Regions from separate parts of the Homo sapiens genome. Here regions 1, 2, 3, 4 and 6 are each linked to region 5. Evidence: chromatin contacts called from ENCODE Hi-C or POLR2A ChIA-PET data. All regions are on one chromosome and are shown on one strand. The core of a region is the stretch at or near the end of the contact, and the rest is flanking DNA. Distances in the headings are between cores, read along the strand shown.

Region 1 (2,700 bases), core at 153-2,652, 140 kb before region 5:
ATCATAATTGAAATCAGGACATAGTCAAAGAATCAAATGAGCAACTTCAACTTGGCTTCAATAACAAAACATTTAGAAACTTCTACAACTACCAACTACTCCAATGAGATCTTTTCAAAGCAGGAAATTGGGATACAATATCTTGTTTATTGCCTGTTAGCTTTAGAAACAGCCCTCAAAGATAGGTCAATGTTGGTTTAGTTTTGTTTAAAAGAACAATTTTGCAATTATAATCTTTAAAATTTGTCATATTTATGGAGAAATCTTAGATGTATGTACATAATTGCAATTCCTTTATAAACTTGCATCTGAAATCAGTGAGAATTTTGCTAAGACAAGGATGGTACAGAATCACTGTGATAATCTAACTAGAGTTTCAAAGTAAAGAAGCAATAGATTTCAGATTTTGTCTTTTTCCAGCACTAGCTTTATAGCTAGCACCAACCATACCTCTCACATAAGAAACCAAGCTGCAAACCTACACCAGTTAAAAATTAAGTTCTGCTACCATTTGATACAGCCATCCCACTACTGGGTATATATCACCCCAAAATCAAATCATTATATAAAAAGATACCTGCACTCGTATGTTTATCACAGCACTATTCACTAGAGCAAAGTTATGGAATCCACCTAAGTGTCCATCAACTGATGACTGGATGAAGAAAATGTGGTGATATATACAATGGACTACTACTCAGACATAAAAAATGAAATAATGTCTTCTACTGCAACATAGATGGAACTAGAGGTCATTATTTTAAGTGAAAAAATTCAGAAGTGAGTAGTCAAATACTACATGTTCTCAATGATAAGTGGAGCTAAATATGTGTGCACGTGGACATAACAGTGTGGAATAACAATCACTGGAGACTTGGAAGGGTGAGACAGTGGGAGGCGGGTAAGGCATGAGAAATTATTTAATGGGTACAATGTACACTATTCAGGTGATGGTTACACTAAAAGCTCAGGCTTCACTACTACACAATATATCCATGTAACAAAACTGCACTTGTACCTTTCAAATTTATACAAATAAAAAAATTCAGTTCTCATTTATCTTGGAAGAGTGAATTATCATTTCCAAAAGTTTTAAATGGATCTGAACCTTTATTTAACTGTCATTTTTCAGTCTCATTAAAAAATACATGAAGGTGAGGACTCAGGTTTTACCATGAAATCCTTTTCCCCTACTAGATTGCAGCTCCTTAAACTGGGTTATAATGTATGACTACATTTCAATTAATTAGATGTTGAGCTAAATGCTAAAAATGCTTGAAGAGATTAGGTAGATGACTTCAACACATTCCAATATACAAGCTCACTTGCACACTATGAAAGTTTAAGGTACTAAAAAATGACAAGGTGATTCAGCACAGAAAAACAATGCAACACTACACTTGGGCCAGCAGATGTCTCTCTACAACCCATGGCACCAACCAAGAGATAACCAGGTATCTAACAGCACAGAAGGATTGATCTTATTCGAAACGGTAAACAAAAGCATTCTTAGGTATTGATCAGGAGGAGAAGAATGTTCAAGTTCAGACAGAAAGTTGAGAAGGGAACAGTAGGTGAGAAAATAGAAACAGAAGCTTATTACAAAAGGAAGGAGAGAGCTCGGCCCATAAAGAATAAAGTTAAGGCAGGTTTGAGGCATTTTTAGGGGTAAAAAAATGCTGTAGAAGTTACTGAAGAATACAGGGAGAAGGGCAAGAAACCATGCGTCCCTACCATAGCACTGAAATACTGCAAGCTTGTCAAAGGACAACCGACTGACTAGCAGGTTAAGAAATCCACTTTGCTGGTTATGATGAACAATAAAAAGAGAGAAAAAGGGAAAAGAAAAAGTGATAGAATTAAAAAACTCTATCCCAGCTTGCATAAAGTAAGCTTCAGGAAACCACATACCCACATGTACAAATATGTGTGCTGGGCCCTAAGGTAACAGGTATTTCCTCCTGGGGGTTCTAATAAAAAGGTCTGAAAGCCATGGAGATATTCAGTGCACCCCCAGTGCCCCACCTCTCCCTCAAGCTAATAATGCCAGCTGCAAGACCTCCAAAACAGAAACATAACTGTCAAAGGTAATATCCCAAAATCCCCGAAGGAAGACATGGTAAAACATACATCATCATATTTAAAATAAACTATGTAAATTATGAAGCAGAAGTCAGGGCCGAGGAAGATGCAACATAAACTCCATGAGAGAAAAGTCTAACTACCAGATGCAACTCTCAGCCCCATCTCTGGCATCTTTTCCCACCCTGAATAAAGGGATGCTGAGGGGCTGAAGGGGAGCTGGCAGGAGAGACAGCAAGGCTGGGGACGAGGCGGATAGCAGGACATACAGCATCTATCTGGGCAGGAATTGGTGAAGATCCAGAGAGATGGGAGTGGAGTGAGGAGAAAGATAACCCATTCAATGTCAAATCCCATCACCAAGCAGAGGACTGGACACGTAATATGCCCCTTACTAACGTTTGCTGAAGGTGTCAGTAGGTCTCAGCAATGCCAACAATTTTATTACAATTACAGGAAGTTAGTGCCTAAGCAGGCATGATAGTTTGGAGCTTCTTATTCCAAGGTTATCACCTGCCATCATCAGAAAATGGGAGTGCTGCTGCTTTTAACTCTATCCTCACCATCTTTAGTAACTGTCAGCCATTTCAGTAGCCACCTGGAAGCTATGCTATGCTC
Region 2 (2,700 bases), core at 178-2,677, 160 kb before region 5:
TTGTTTTGAGACAGAGTCTTGCTCTATCGCCTAGGCTGTAGTGCAATGGCACGATCTCAGCTCACTACAACCTCTGCCTCCCGGGTTCAGGTGATTCTCCCGCCTCAGCCTCCCGAGCAGCTGGGATTACAGGTACCTGCCACCATGCCCAGCTAATTTTTGTATTTTTAGTAGAAACGGGGTTTCACCATGTTGGCCAGGCTGGTCTTGAACTCCTGACCTCAGTGATCCACCTGCCTCGGCCTCCCAAAGTTCTCGGATTACAGGCATGAGCCACTGCACCTGGCCCGGTCATGTTTTTAGAGTGACATATGAAGACTCCTAGAAAATATTAATACAGAAGAACTAGCTTACTATGAAGATTTCAAAATACTAATACAAATTAATGAGGTACACGTGAAATCTTCCCTGGGGAACTTCATGAAGAAGATAAGCATCCCTCCTATCTGGGTAATTTGCATACCCTCCTTCCTTAAACGCTGAGGCACGGATTGGTTCATTGGTTCAAAACCCTATCCATTATTCTCATAGCTCTCTTTATATGACAAAAAAATTCTGTCATGTCCCATTTACTACTCTAAAATCAAATTTGTTGATAATATTAACTACTGTACATGCAGCTTTAAAACATGAATATCCTAAATGTACATAAAAGATAATCTAAAAGAAGCAATTTATAATAAAAAATACTTCACATTTCATTATATAAATAATTTTCAGGTACAATTAACTATGTAATCAAATAGATGCTTGTAACTTACTTATAAAGAAGAAGCTTGTATTTAAGAGAAGTCAGATTAGAAGCTTTCCATATTAAAAGTGCAGGAAAATGAAAGAAGTAGTATAGGTGGACCAGAGAATGAAAATGAATCTATTCTGTGTATATTAAAAGTATGCAAAAATTATTTTGCATTTTTATGAAAAAATAAAGTCTAGGTTCAGAAAATTATAAACTGATCTTTCCCTACACGAATGTCCAACAGGATAACTGAAAGTCATGTGTACTACAGGGCAATTCTTTATCTCTTTTCTACTGTGGGACATTAAGTTCTCTCGCTCTCACTCATGAAATATCCTTCATTAGGCTGGGCGAGGTGGCTCATGCCTGTAATCCCAGCACTTTGGGAGGCCGAGGCCGGCGGATCACCTGAGGTCAGGAGTTTGAGACCAGCCTGACCAACATGGGGAAGCCCCGTCTCTACCAAAAATACAAAAATTAGCTGGGTGTGGTGGCTTGGGCCTGTAATCCCAGCTACTCACGTGGCTGCAGCAGGAGAGTTGCTTGAACCCAGGATACGGAGGTTGCAGTCAGTTGAGATCACACCACTGCATTCCAGTCTGGGCAACAGAGTGAGACTCCATCTCAAAAAAAAACCAGAAAAATCCTTCATTGTACCACCAGAATACCCTCATAAATTTCCACTCTGTCACCTAGGGGGCGGTACTGCTTCCATGAGAACTCCTGACCAGATCATCTATGGGAGTTTCCTTTTAGTCTTCATCGTCCGTCGCACTGAGAATCAAATCCTGATGGACAAATCAGCAACATAGCTAGGAAGCACAGTAACTTAATATAAAAAAAGACTATGAAGAAATTAATTTAGTTTAGGCTTATGCCATTAACTGTAGCCATATTCAACATAATTTCCTCTTTTTGAGTTCAGGATGATTGGTTACTCCACATAGAACATGGAGTGGAAAGCTGTATCTTTGTGACTTTTATTTAGATAGCACAAAATGAGCCTGATTTTTAAAATGTGAACATTCAAACCTGGCTAACTAATGATAAAAAAGGGAGTTTTTCATAGAACTCTACAACTCTCATTTCCTCAAAACAAGAATTAATGCATTCTTTCACATGCGGTCATTACAGGAAGGGGGGGTAGCCATTTACTGTAAATGCCTTTCTGATGCAATTCTACTACCTCTTTCAAAGACAGAATTCATCCAAGAAGCCTTAGTCACTTCTTCAAGAAAAATGCCACCGCGCTGAATGTACACAGACTAAACCACATGCCTAAGGAAAAAAGATGAGCTGATTCCACCATTAGAACACAGTTCGGGAGAAAAGTGGCAGAGAGAGAGAGCTCATAGCTTGTCAGAGCAGATCAAGTAGTATGTCTGAAAATCCGCCCTTTAATGTAACAGTCACTGTTTCATAAATCAAATGCAAACATAGATTTCCCCTCTGCCTAACTTTTAAAGTATACTTCCTAAAAATATAAGACCCCACTTCTAAGCCAGTAGCAACTGTGGTGATTTAATTTTTAAAGTTTCATGCACGGAAAGAAAAATGGAATCTTATCTTTTAAAATTTGAAAATGAAACTATGTTTTGAAGAGGGTAGATTTCACAGGAAAAGGGTAAGACAGTGGATAATACGATAAAGCAGTTTGGATGGAAAAACTTCAGACAAATAGTTCTGAACTCTTCTCAAAGAGAGGATCAATTTTTCTAAAACCTCAAAACCACCCAAAGGGAAAAAAAGGAATAATTTCTCCAGTTTATCCTTACCCGGATGAGCATGAATTCTTCTAACAGCCAGATGCACACACTTGTTTTTATGGAGGAGTTACTGCTGAGCCAAAGCCCAGGAGTCACTCAAGACTGGAGGCTGCGTGCTGCTGGAGCCCGAAATCCCCTTGATGAATGAAACTGCACATCGTAATATACACATTCAGAGCGGGCTATTGGCTAAAT
Region 3 (2,700 bases), core at 72-2,571, 180 kb after region 5:
CAATGCCACAGGGGCCAATACCTGTAGGAGGATGGGATTCTTTCTAGATGATTGTGCTACAGGGATAGCGTTCATTAGGAAGTGTGGTATTTGGCCTGTGGCCTTATGGAGATAATACTATTTCTATCGCCTCTATTATATTTTACATTCCAACCCTTTCTGAATGCTCCATGTATATTAATTCATTTAGCATCTGACTACTCCATTGTGAGCTCCTCAATAACCAGGTGTACGCCCAGCCCCTGACTCATGGGAGGTGACCTATAGATGTTCACTAAATAAATGGATGAAAGTTTAACCAATCCAAGTGGAAGCAGGGGGAAAATGAAAGGAACTACTTCCGTCTCCTTCACAAAGACCAGGCTGACGATCTGACTTGTGGTGATGGGAGAAAAGTGTGGAAGATCTTGACTTAACATTTCTACCTGGAGCGCTGGGGTACTCTTTTTCTGAGCCAATTTCACTCTTCCCAAAAGGCTGTTTGGTTCCAAATACACTAGGCATCAGTGTTAATTGCTTTTCTGAAATATCATTTTGTCAGCTTCGTTTAGATGTGGTAATTTGCAAAGCAACCCCCAGCAGTTGACAGTTCATCCATAGCTGAGTGGTGTTCAGACATTTCCTGGGATTCCTGCCCGCCTTCTATGCAGCTGGCAGTGTTTGCCAAACCAGGATATGTGCTCAACCGGGATTAACTTGGAACCAGTAGTGCTTTGTTGTGTCTGAGATTTTTTAAAATTCTGAAAGGGTGAAGGCCAACCATTAGTCCAGAAAATAAAAGTGCAGTAACTTATAATTTAAGAATTAGCAGGTGCTTCAAGATGACCTAGTCCACACTGGGTGGATGAGGAAATTATGGTTTGACAGGTTCAATGAGAAGGTCAGCTGGCTGGTCGCTGAGAGGCCAGGTCTACAATCTGTATCGTTTGTGTGGTACCAAACTGTGCGCTGGGGTCTCTAGATTTATGCTTGTGTGGATGTGTTTCAGCTACTGTTTCTTTCTGAAGCTCTTTTTCCCTGGCCAGAGACTTCCTGAACCTCCTTCATACATGTTTCAAGGTCACAGCCCAGACCAAAGTGTTTACAAAAAAAACTAAGCACTTATAAAGAGGAATTATTGCCAGCTCCTGAACTCCCAATGCCCCAGCTCCAACTAAGCTCTGCAAACCAAGGAAGGGATGAAGTGGTCTTTGGAACCAGGAGTTTCTTGGTTTGGATGCCAATAGGAAAACGGATGAATTCTGTCTGATTTCTGCAGCAGGCGGAGGCTGCAGCTGCTGTTGCTGCCACCTCCTGGGAGAAGACAGACCTTAGCTTCATACCTGAAGCCAGCCTCAGTGTTCACCTGTGTCTTGGGCAAAGGGCCCATTGGGGCAGGACTGAAATTACTTTCTCCTGGAAAATAAAAGGGATATCCCCTTACTCAACAAACAGAACCCTGGTATTCTTTGCTTTTTGTTTGTTCGTTTTGGCAAGGTTATGCTTGAAGAAATAATCTCAAACAATGACAAAGTTGTAATGAGTTAATACCGGAACCATGAGAGAGCAGAAATAAGATTGAGGCAGAACCATTTGTTTTAGGAAAGTATCAGAGATTCCATCTCTTGGACTTCTGAATCCTGGGGTGATGTTAGGAATGCACGCACTTGAGAATTGTATGATATAAAGGATGCATGAATTTGGTGAGTCTCAACCTCTAAGAGTCTCAGTTTACTTGTGGGGCTGTTATGAAAATTAATTGAGATAATGCATGTAACTTCCTCATATGAGAAGTGTTCAATGTGAATTATTTTGAGGCAAGTTCACTCTTATATCCCCATTGTGATTTTCTATATTTACGGACCAAAAAAACTGGCCAACAGCCCCATGCCTTTAATTCTTTCTAGTCTTCTGATTTATAGATGATCCCTAAGCAAACTCCTTTTATTTATTTAAACATAATAATACACTAGTGAGAAGAAATTCAGGAGGAACTAGGAGATTCAATTTAAAAAATATTTCTTGAGTGCCTACTATGTGCTGTATGTGTACAATATAGGTATAGGCCTCAAAAATGTCCCCTGAAGTACATTAGGAAGACCAGGCACAGTGACTCATGCCAGTAATCCTAGCACTTTGGAAGGCTGAGGCGGGAGGATCTCTTGAGGCCAGGAGTTTGAGACCAGCCTGGGCAACATAGGAAGACCCTGACTCTACAAAAAAATAAATTAGCTGGAGGAAGTGGCCCATGCCTGTAGTCCTAGCTACTCAGGAGGCTGAAGAGATAGGATCACCTGAGCCTAGGAATTCAAGGTTGCAGTGAGTTATGATCATGCCACTGCTGTACTCCAGTCTTGGCAACAGAGTGAGACTCTGTCTCTAAAAACAAAATAAAACAAAAAATTACATTTGGAAAGTGGTTGAGAATTGGGGACTTGGGTTCTAGATTGAGATGTGTAAACAGCCTGGTTGTATAAATGACCTTAGGCATGGCAGCTAACATATTTGGATATTAGTTTCTTCATCTGTTGCATAATAATATCATAAAAGGAAATGCTTTTATTTACAGCAGAGCTTGCCTATGGGATAGCGCATTGAATTCTGTGTTGTGCTTCAACTGCCCTTTAACAGTTAGCACTGTTAAAGAAAACATGAATTTTGAGTGATCCTGGTAAGCTGAAGGAAAACCCTTATAGGACCTATCTGAAGAATTTTTTCCCA
Region 4 (2,700 bases), core at 76-2,575, 190 kb before region 5:
GTGCATAACTTTTTTCAGTTTACAAAGCAAATTTACATATAGCATTTCTTTTGGATCTCACAAAACTCCATGAGAGCTGGCAAAATACTTCCCCCCATTTTCTTTGAAGCTCATACTCTCCTTGTTTACTCCCTTACAAGTCACACTTGAACAAAGTGACCAGGCAGATTTGGGAAAAAGCAAACAAACAAAAAACACCAGATAGACCTTTAAGAAATTAAAAAACAAAAAACAAAAAACAAAAAACTGTTAACACAGAAATCTCAGTTGATGGGCTAAATGGCCCATCATTCTAAGAATAGTTGGGAAGACAATGCTTTAGATGCCATCTACACGCTGTTAGTTCCATCTCAGTCATCTCTCCTGAATAACAGCATCCACCTGCCTGCTCATTTCCAATGGATTTCTAATAGAGATCTCAGACTCAACATGTCTATAAAAAGAGCTCCTTGTTTCCCACCCCCCCTCAATAAATAAGATAGTGGATAAATTATGATATATTCACACACTAGAATATTCTGGCAATATGAAGGAACTGTAGCTATTCCTGAAAACATGGATGAATTTTGCAAATATATGGAGGAAAATCTCAAGTTCCAAAAAGACCATGCAAAGTCCGATACTATTTTTATATGTCTCAAAATACCTTTAGCAACACACATTTACTCATTACACTGTGATAAAAATATATGTTTGTTTAAAAATCAGGATAATTATAAATACAAATTTCGGAATAGTGGGAAAGCAGGAAAATGCTAGGAATAAGATACTTAGCGAGATCTCCAAGTATTTGTAATGAGCCAATTCTTAAGTTGGATGGTGGTTCACTGGAGCACCTTTAAAATTGTGCTTTAGAGTTTACTTGTATGTTACATACCATCTTTTGTATATATCAAATAATTATAAATTAAAAAGACAGAAATGCCATCCACAAAAATGAACTGTGCTGAAGTAATTCATATTTCAAAACAATAAGCTAAGCAATGAAGGAAAGTAACTCTTGCTAAAAATATGAGGAAGTTAATTTATGCTAATAAAGTTGGTTATGGAATATAATTACTTGAGCAAGGATGACTAAAATATGTCTATACTATGTGTATCAAATGCCAAGGGGGAAATGACCAGGGTATTTACAGATCAGAACAAATGTATTTATGAAGAATCTTTTTTTTTTTTTTTCTATTTTGCAGACTTTCTTTTTTAAAAGCAAAATAAATTGACATGACTTGTTCAGGGTTAACTGTTTGGCAGGTGGATGATCTGTGGCCATCCATGATGAGATCACCTCCCTGCCCCGCTGGCCCCCAGCCTCTAGAAGTCAGGGCTTCTGAGGCCCAGAAGCTCAGCGCCACACCTGTTGAAGGCCAGTGATGTCAGAGTTACTCTTCCTTCCTCCAGCAGCACTGACAGCAGTTTATTGTACGCAATTTCTAGAACTCAGATGTTCTAGAAGGAAGCAAACATATTCTGAGATCACAGACTATGACTATGCTCTCAGAATATGTTCTAGAACACCTAAGTTGCAATTCTTAAAATCAACACAGCGTAAGACTGCTTTAGGAGGAAGTGATCAAGCTCAAAGCAACCTAGGCATGATGTGCCTTGTTTGTTTATCTGTTTGAACAGGAATAAAACGAAAAGAGGCCTGTGTATTTCTCGTATTTTTATATAAGAGCTGGAGCTATTTGAACGGCTAAGGAGAAGAAGATAGTTTGATTTAGATTTGGCATGGGTTTAGGGGAAGAAACGTCTCTGTAGCTGGTCCTAAATATTATGGTAACTTGGACTGAATCAGTCTCCAAGGGAGAAGCTGCCACATGTTATAACAGAAGCCACTGGGCTTGGCAAGAAACAAATGAAAAAAAGTACAACGAAAGCAACCCCACTTCTCCATCGTGGCGGGGATGAGCTAGGCAGGACGACTGCATGTCTTCCTTTCCTATGCCTGACCAAATCCAGCACTGCCCTTTCAAATCAGTCTTCATCACATTCCAAAGAATACAAAATACGCAAGTTAATTTTAATTTCCAATGAATTCTTCAGGAGAAATTTTTCTTCCTCCTTCCTAAAAAAAAGAATAAAAAATGCAGAATAGAGATTCAAAATGAGGGGTGGCAGCAAAAATTCTGACTCGCAGAAGGTTGAGAGGGTGCCTTTTTCAAATGTATTTATTTTACAGTTCCAAGAAGGTAAGACTACCTTCTGTTTTGATTCATGCTTCACCATTCCCCACTTAAATTTTTAAAAATTACATCCTTGCCTATGTCTGTCTTGCTATTTGACTGGTCACTCCCAAACATAAACTGCCCTAGTTTGAAGCTTCCCAAAGCCAAGCAAAGGTGACAGACTAGTACAAAGAAGGCCGCTAGTGAGTTTTTACTGAGTGAATCTACATTGTTCCATGGCCTTGGTCTGGATATAGATTCTAAAGCTTCTTACACTGACACAAATGGAGTTTCTAGCTCTCCAGGTAATTTTCGGTGAAAGAAAATTATAGAAGAAGGCATAAACCTTGGCTCACAAAATAAATACGCACTCAGACCCATGTACTTCATGAAACATACAAGCCCAGAGCTAGACCATGCCATCTGTTTTATGAGGAAAAAAAATAAATTCACATGATTTACTTACTTTAGCTCTGCCAGAAATCATCAGCATCTACTTGCACAACTAAAGACAAGAAGACAAGGCAGATGGAGG
Region 5 (2,700 bases), core at 157-2,656:
TGTTGCTGCGGGCCGGGTGCGGTGGCTCATGCCTGTAATCCCAGTACTTTGAGAGGCCGAGGCGGGCGGATCACGAGGTCGGGAGATGGAGACCATCCTGGCTAACACGGTGAAACCCCATCTCTACTAAAAATACAAAAAAAATTAGCCGGGTGTGGTGGCCCGCGCCTGTAGTCCCAGCTACTCGGGAGGCTGAGGCAGGAGAACGGCGTGAACCCGGGAGGCGGAGCTTGCAGTGAGCCGAGATAGCGCCACTGCAGTCCGGCCTGGGCGAAACAGCGAGACTCCGTCTCAAAAAAAAAAAAAAAAAAAAAAAAAAAGTGTTGCTGCTATCAGGGCCGCTGTACAGAATATCAAAGAAGGACATGTTTGACTCTGTTCTAAGAACGTGGAGCTCTTCTACATAATAAAAGAGAGTGTCCTTGAACTGGAAATTTTAGGAAATACAGTAATAGATGTAGTTGAAACAATATTTAAAATGTTATGCCATCCTGTATCATTTAGTTATACCAAAGATCAGCAAACTTTTTCCATTTCTATAAAGGGCCAGAAAGGAAATAATCTAGGCCTTCCTGGCCCTACAGTCTGTCTCAGCTACTCAATTCTGCCATTGTAGTGCAAAGCAGCCACAGACAAAATTTAAATGAATGAACCTGGCCATATTCCAATAAAATGAATTTGAATTTCAAATAATTTTTATGTGTCATAAAATATCATTCTTCTTTTCACATTTTCCAATCATTTAAAAATGTGATGGCCTGGGAAATAGCAAGACCTTGTCTCTACAAAGTACAAATAAAAATAGCTGGGTGTGGTGGCCTGTGACGAGGCAGGTGGATCACAAGGTCAGAAGTTCAAGACCAACCTGGCCAACATGGTGAAACCCTGTCTCTAGTAAAAATACAAAAATTAGCCAGGCATGGTGGCAGGCACCTGTAATCCCAGCTACTTGGGAGGCTGAGGCAGGAGAATTGCTTGAACCCAGAAGGCAGAGGTTGCAGTGAGCCGAGATTGTGCCACTGCACTCCAGCCTGGGCAACAGAGCAAGACTCTGTCTCAAAAAAAAAAAAAAATCTACTTCTTACATAGTACAGTACTGGGTATTATGGAGTTGAAGATAAAAGGATAGATAATTCATAAGTAGGTAGGTAGGTAGACTGACAGACAAAAGATCTAGTGACTGATAAGTTCTGTGAGAATTGTTCAGGTGTATCACAGTATCAATGTATAAATGCAGTCTTTTAAAGCAACAATAGGCAGTCAGACAAAACTAAGTTTAAATCTGAGCTCTTTTGCATCCCAGCTGCATGACCTTGGGGTGATTACATACACCATATAAGCTTCAGTTTCCTCTTTTTGAAATGAGGATAATAACACCTACCTCTCAAGGAGGTTGTGAGAATTAAATAAGATCATGTATGTAAATCAGCAGGTGTAGTACCTGGGAAATGGTAGACAATGAGTAAATGGTAGCTGTTGTTGTAGTATTACAGCAATATGAAGGTAGGTAACTTATTCAAAAGAAGCACACAACCAAAGGCAAAGCAGAGTAAGCTTGTAAGTCAAGAGGTCACAGACACATATAGAAACCCGCAAACCTGGGGGCTGAACACCTGGCCGAGAACATTTGGCTGAAAATAAAAGCAGAAGTGACATTGTCACAGGAGCATACAATAAGGCACCTGGCCAGTTGTCTTGCTTTTGTCTTCTCTAGCAACCAGCTGCTGGGTTGTCTAAGGAGCCCTACTTATGGGTCCAACCCCCAGCCTCCCCAGTACTTAAACGCTGGCTCAGACTGGAGAAAGTCACCATTAGTATCGGCCCCACCATTGTGCTTCCTTTCAGTTAGGTCAGCCATGGGGCCTCAGACATCTGTAGCTCCCTCCTATTGTGCCTCCCCACCCCTCTGCCCAATATGGGTTTCCACCTTGCCCTCAACACCTCAGTCTCTGGTCCTCCTGCCTTGTATCCCAGTCTCCCTTTGGATGTGGGTCCCTTGTCTTGAACCCCAGCCTACTTTACCATGATCCTGATGTCTTCTTTAGCTTAGTTCTGACCAGTCATCTTTGCAGAGGGCTGTATTCTGCTGCCTACACCCCTGCTGTGCTCTCCTCAAACCATGGGACATATGCGCCTTCCCCTTTATAGATAACCCATTGCTAGGGTAAGGCTAAACTGCCTGGTATTAACAGCTTCCTGAACTTTATGTGATTAAGAGACACAAGGTTTTGCAGAGGCCAGCTGCCCAGATCCAAGCTGGTTTCTGTATTCATAGCCCGTGCTCTAGGGAGCATCCCCCAACCCTGGTCTTGGCTCATACCCTCTCTCCACTGGCTGTATGCAGTCAACTACTCCTAGCATGCCTTGTGATCCTGTTATGGCAACATCAGTAATGCTTTCCCAATACAAATGACAAAATTATTGGCACAGGGACACGATATAGGGGTAATGGAGAACTTCAGCTTATCTGATATCTACTGACAGTCTCATTCTGCTGAAAAGTGATCGTCAAATAAAGTTGGCATGACTTAAATTTAAACTAATTGCTTACTGAAGAAGTACTATTCTGTGCTTAATTCTAACCAGCTAAGAAAAATATGTTGGCAAAGTAGAAGTGACAAACAACTTAAAATAAGTGACCAGGGCAGCTTTGAATTTGTAATAGCCAAAGAAGGCAATTCTGCACCTGCTAACCTGACA
Region 6 (2,700 bases), core at 80-2,579, 230 kb before region 5:
TGCTTTTTTGTCTTGTCCCCAGCTGGGCTATCTGTTCCTGGCGGCCACAGAACAATACCTTCTTTAATGGCTCCCACAGTGACCAGCACGTGCCTTAAACTCAGAGCAGGTCAATCAATCAAACTCCTTTTAACTGAAAGTTTAGGATGTGCTTTTGCCACACTCTCAAGTAAGTAAGTAAATTCATCAGCAAATACCAAGTCCTAAAATAATGAATGGTACTTAGGAAACACATAAAGAGTGGTAGAAAACTAGATGGGCTGGGGTCATCCTGTGGAGGCCCTGGACGGCCCGGCTAAAGCATTTGGAACTCCTCTGTAGAAGTGTTTTGATAAAGAAATGATGTGATTGAAGCTATGCTTAATAGAAGATGAATTTGGCAGTAGGATGGGCTGGAGGGAGACAGTCGCTGTGGTGGTAGAAAGAAGAGGTGAAGAAGTGTTGCCAAGCCAGGTGAGAGCGTTTGCTACCATCTGCACTAGCACGCAGCGCCGTTCCTCTAGGGCCCCTGGAGCTTAAGGTAGTTCTTTTCTCACATCTGTCGCACTTAGGAAGATCACATGGTGATGCTGGCTTTTATTCTCCCTCCCTTTCTTCCTTCTAATAATTAGCAAGCAACAGTTATCTGCCAGACACTGTGCTATTACACAAGGGGGAGAGAGATGAAAGGCAGTCTCTACTCTGATGCCTTGTGGGAGAGGAAGAAAAGTATCTGGTTAAAACGCAGCATATTGAATTCTCTGATATGCCCTCCCTCCCTCTCTCTCCCCCTGCTGGCCAGTCTGTCTTCCATTTCTTTCTTTTTCTTCCAAAAAAAGGATCTGAGGCATAATGAAGGAAGTCAGCTAGGAATGGGGAAGAAGGAAGCTAATCTAATGCGAGGAATCCCTGGAGGAGGTGGCACCTGAGATGACTTTCAGGTGAGCAGGTATCAGCCAGAGGAAACCAGGAGGAAGGGAGAAGAGACGTGCGCAGACACAGGCTGGGGCAGAGGAGTGGGCTTAGCGGCCTCCTGAGACATGAGCTGGAACCTGGAAAATGAGGAGCCATGAAAGAGCTTTAATGAGAGAAAGACAATGACATCTACGCTTTAGAAGGATCGGTCTGGAGACAGCAGAAGGGCTTATCGGAAGGTAGTGACTCTGTAGTCAAAGAGATAGCAAAGTACAGATTTGAGAGATGCCACAACAGACGCATTAAGCCCTGGAGCTGGAATGATATGCACACTGAGAGAGTGAGGGAGTGAGGTCCTTGCTGAAGACCTTTAAAATGAGTTTATTTCACCCAGAAGCTCCAGCAAGGGACACACTCACTGCCTTGTGCTGGCCACGAGGTGGCAGCCTCGCACAGCCATTTTAGCAGAAAATGCGTCCCATCCTCACCGGCGCTCACCACCACGTGGGCAGAGCCACTAAAAAAATTCCACCACGGGGACAGGAGCTCTCTGAGCTTGCCCCATAAACACGCTTTTCTCCCACAGAAAGCCTCCACAGAAGCAATGAAAAAGTCAGTTGATTTGGGGAGAGAAGCGTAAAAGCTCGTGCTCTTCAGAGAGCTCTGGGCTGTTTCAGGGTGGCGGCCGAGCCCTCTGACAACTGCGAAGAGACGGAGACAATACAGGCTGGGGATGAAGCGGTTCGATGAAGGGCATTACCCCCAACGAGAACCAACTGGAGAACCAACTCGTGGAGAGCTCGGGCCCCATGACTCAGTCTGACCCGACGCTGGCGAATGCTGCTGAGGACCCTGAAAACCTGCAGGGACCCTGTCCCAGGCCAGCGACAGCCACCCCTCAGGGCCCCTGGTCTCTGTCAGGCAATGCGGGTCATCTGAGGGAGGCTGGGCCACAGATTCCACGTGTAGCTGGGAGGGGTTGCTGCGTCTGGCGAGGCAAGGGCTGCTGTCTAAACTTCCAAGGGAATGGTGTGGGCACCCCAGGAGGAAGGGATGCCCTGACCCCGCTGCATAGTCGAGGGCATGGAGAACCCATCCGACTGTGGCCTTGTGGCCCATCCCCATTCTCTGACGGGCTCATTGTGATTTTCAGCCACTTGCTATTTGCCACTCAGAGGCAAAGCGGCTGCAAGAGGTAGGAGAAAGCAAGAGACTCCCTCACCTGGAATAGAGCATCCACCGCGATCCCAGAAAAGACAAATCCCGTTGCAGGCACTTCAATCCACACAGCAGTCCTGGGATGAGGGTCCTGTTACCATCCCCATTTCACAGATGAGGAAACTGAGGCACAAAGCATGAAGTAACTTGAACGTGCCCAGAGTCACACTGCTAGCAAGGAGCAGAGCTGGAGTTTAGGCCCAGGTGGCCTGACCTCAGAGCTTGTGCACTACCCGCTGCCTGGTACAGTCCACAGAGAGGGGGCCAGTGCCCGGCCCAGAACCACATGCCCTGGGGCTGGAGACAGGTCAGGGCAGCCGAAAGGTGGAGCGCCCTCTCCAGCACTTCTTCCTCACCCCCTGCGGCTTTCTCCTGTGCTCCGACTGCCACCACTTGCTTGGGCAGCCAAGCATGACAAACTGGCCAGCCACCAAGCAGGACTTTTCAGAGGAGGAGTAAAAACCCTTGTATGAACGTACACTCTTCTTGTCACACACAAACGCCCTTCCTTCCACCTTCAAAGGTGATTCTGAGACTGCCCGTTTTTATCTTTGCTTCAGTTGTGCTTGATTTACAGCCTCCTGAGGT

The links. A loop is a pair of places that touch in the nucleus more often than their neighbours do. ChIA-PET counts read pairs that join two places held with the same protein, here RNA polymerase II (POLR2A). Pooled maps may share reads with other maps.
Region 1: a loop to region 5 is called in a pooled map, with 2.8 times the contacts of the local background. The contact joins two enhancer-like sites. A Hi-C loop is called at or near these places in 2 of 50 pooled maps. POLR2A ChIA-PET finds 5 or more read pairs at or near these places in 4 of 52 experiments (activated CD4-positive, alpha-beta T cell, activated T-cell and activated naive CD8-positive, alpha-beta T cell).
Region 2: a map with no recorded cell type shows a loop between it and region 5 (11-fold over the local background). The contact joins two enhancer-like sites. A Hi-C loop is called at or near these places in 16 of 37 single-sample maps with no recorded cell type and 7 of 50 pooled maps. POLR2A ChIA-PET finds 5 or more read pairs at or near these places in 5 of 52 experiments (WTC11, activated CD4-positive, alpha-beta T cell, activated T-cell and 1 more).
Region 3: a map of OCI-LY7 shows a loop between it and region 5 (7-fold over the local background). The contact joins two enhancer-like sites. A Hi-C loop is called at or near these places in 14 of 168 maps with a recorded cell type or tissue (MCF 10A, OCI-LY7, PC-3 and 10 more), 8 of 37 single-sample maps with no recorded cell type and 15 of 50 pooled maps. POLR2A ChIA-PET finds 5 or more read pairs at or near these places in 6 of 52 experiments (A549, MCF 10A, OCI-LY7 and 3 more).
Region 4: a loop to region 5 is called in a pooled map, with 3 times the contacts of the local background. The contact joins two enhancer-like sites. A Hi-C loop is called at or near these places in 1 of 37 single-sample maps with no recorded cell type and 2 of 50 pooled maps. POLR2A ChIA-PET finds 5 or more read pairs at or near these places in 2 of 52 experiments (H1 and activated CD4-positive, alpha-beta T cell).
Region 6: a loop to region 5 is called in a map with no recorded cell type, with 6 times the contacts of the local background. The contact joins two enhancer-like sites. A Hi-C loop is called at or near these places in 3 of 37 single-sample maps with no recorded cell type and 3 of 50 pooled maps. POLR2A ChIA-PET finds 5 or more read pairs at or near these places in 2 of 52 experiments (T-cell and activated naive CD4-positive, alpha-beta T cell).

Annotation. Positions count from the first base shown.
Region 1 is chr7:130,980,934-130,983,633 of GRCh38, forward strand. All of the region lies in intron 4 of LINC-PINT (long intergenic non-protein coding RNA, p53 induced transcript), which reads right to left. Among named protein-coding and RNA genes, the nearest start is that of LINC00513, 69 kb to the left of the region's middle. Within about 2 kb of position 1,403, at least 6 of the 41 ENCODE cell types and tissues checked have a DNase peak (open chromatin) inside an H3K27ac peak, as active enhancers do.
Region 2 is chr7:130,958,609-130,961,308 of GRCh38, forward strand. All of the region lies in intron 5 of LINC-PINT (long intergenic non-protein coding RNA, p53 induced transcript), which reads right to left. Among named protein-coding and RNA genes, the nearest start is that of LINC00513, 46 kb to the left of the region's middle. RefSeq lists enhancers at 1,389-2,588, 1,915-2,004, 2,558-2,647. Within about 2 kb of position 1,428, at least 16 of the 41 ENCODE cell types and tissues checked have a DNase peak (open chromatin) inside an H3K27ac peak, as active enhancers do.
Region 3 is chr7:131,302,015-131,304,714 of GRCh38, forward strand. It overlaps a transcript of MKLN1 not described here. Among named protein-coding and RNA genes, the nearest start is that of MKLN1-AS, 24 kb to the right of the region's middle. Within about 2 kb of position 1,322, at least 8 of the 41 ENCODE cell types and tissues checked have a DNase peak (open chromatin) inside an H3K27ac peak, as active enhancers do.
Region 4 is chr7:130,929,031-130,931,730 of GRCh38, forward strand. All of the region lies in intron 6 of LINC-PINT (long intergenic non-protein coding RNA, p53 induced transcript), which reads right to left. Among named protein-coding and RNA genes, the nearest start is that of LINC00513, 17 kb to the left of the region's middle. Within about 2 kb of position 1,326, at least 15 of the 41 ENCODE cell types and tissues checked have a DNase peak (open chromatin) inside an H3K27ac peak, as active enhancers do.
Region 5 is chr7:131,122,730-131,125,429 of GRCh38, forward strand. It overlaps a transcript of MKLN1 not described here. Among named protein-coding and RNA genes, the nearest start is that of LINC-PINT, 14 kb to the left of the region's middle. RefSeq lists an enhancer at 1,448-1,607 and a silencer at 1,748-1,827. Within about 2 kb of position 1,407, at least 3 of the 41 ENCODE cell types and tissues checked have a DNase peak (open chromatin) inside an H3K27ac peak, as active enhancers do.
Region 6 is chr7:130,895,807-130,898,506 of GRCh38, forward strand. All of the region lies in intron 6 of LINC-PINT (long intergenic non-protein coding RNA, p53 induced transcript), which reads right to left. Among named protein-coding and RNA genes, the nearest start is that of LINC00513, 16 kb to the right of the region's middle. Within about 2 kb of position 1,330, at least 28 of the 41 ENCODE cell types and tissues checked have a DNase peak (open chromatin) inside an H3K27ac peak, as active enhancers do.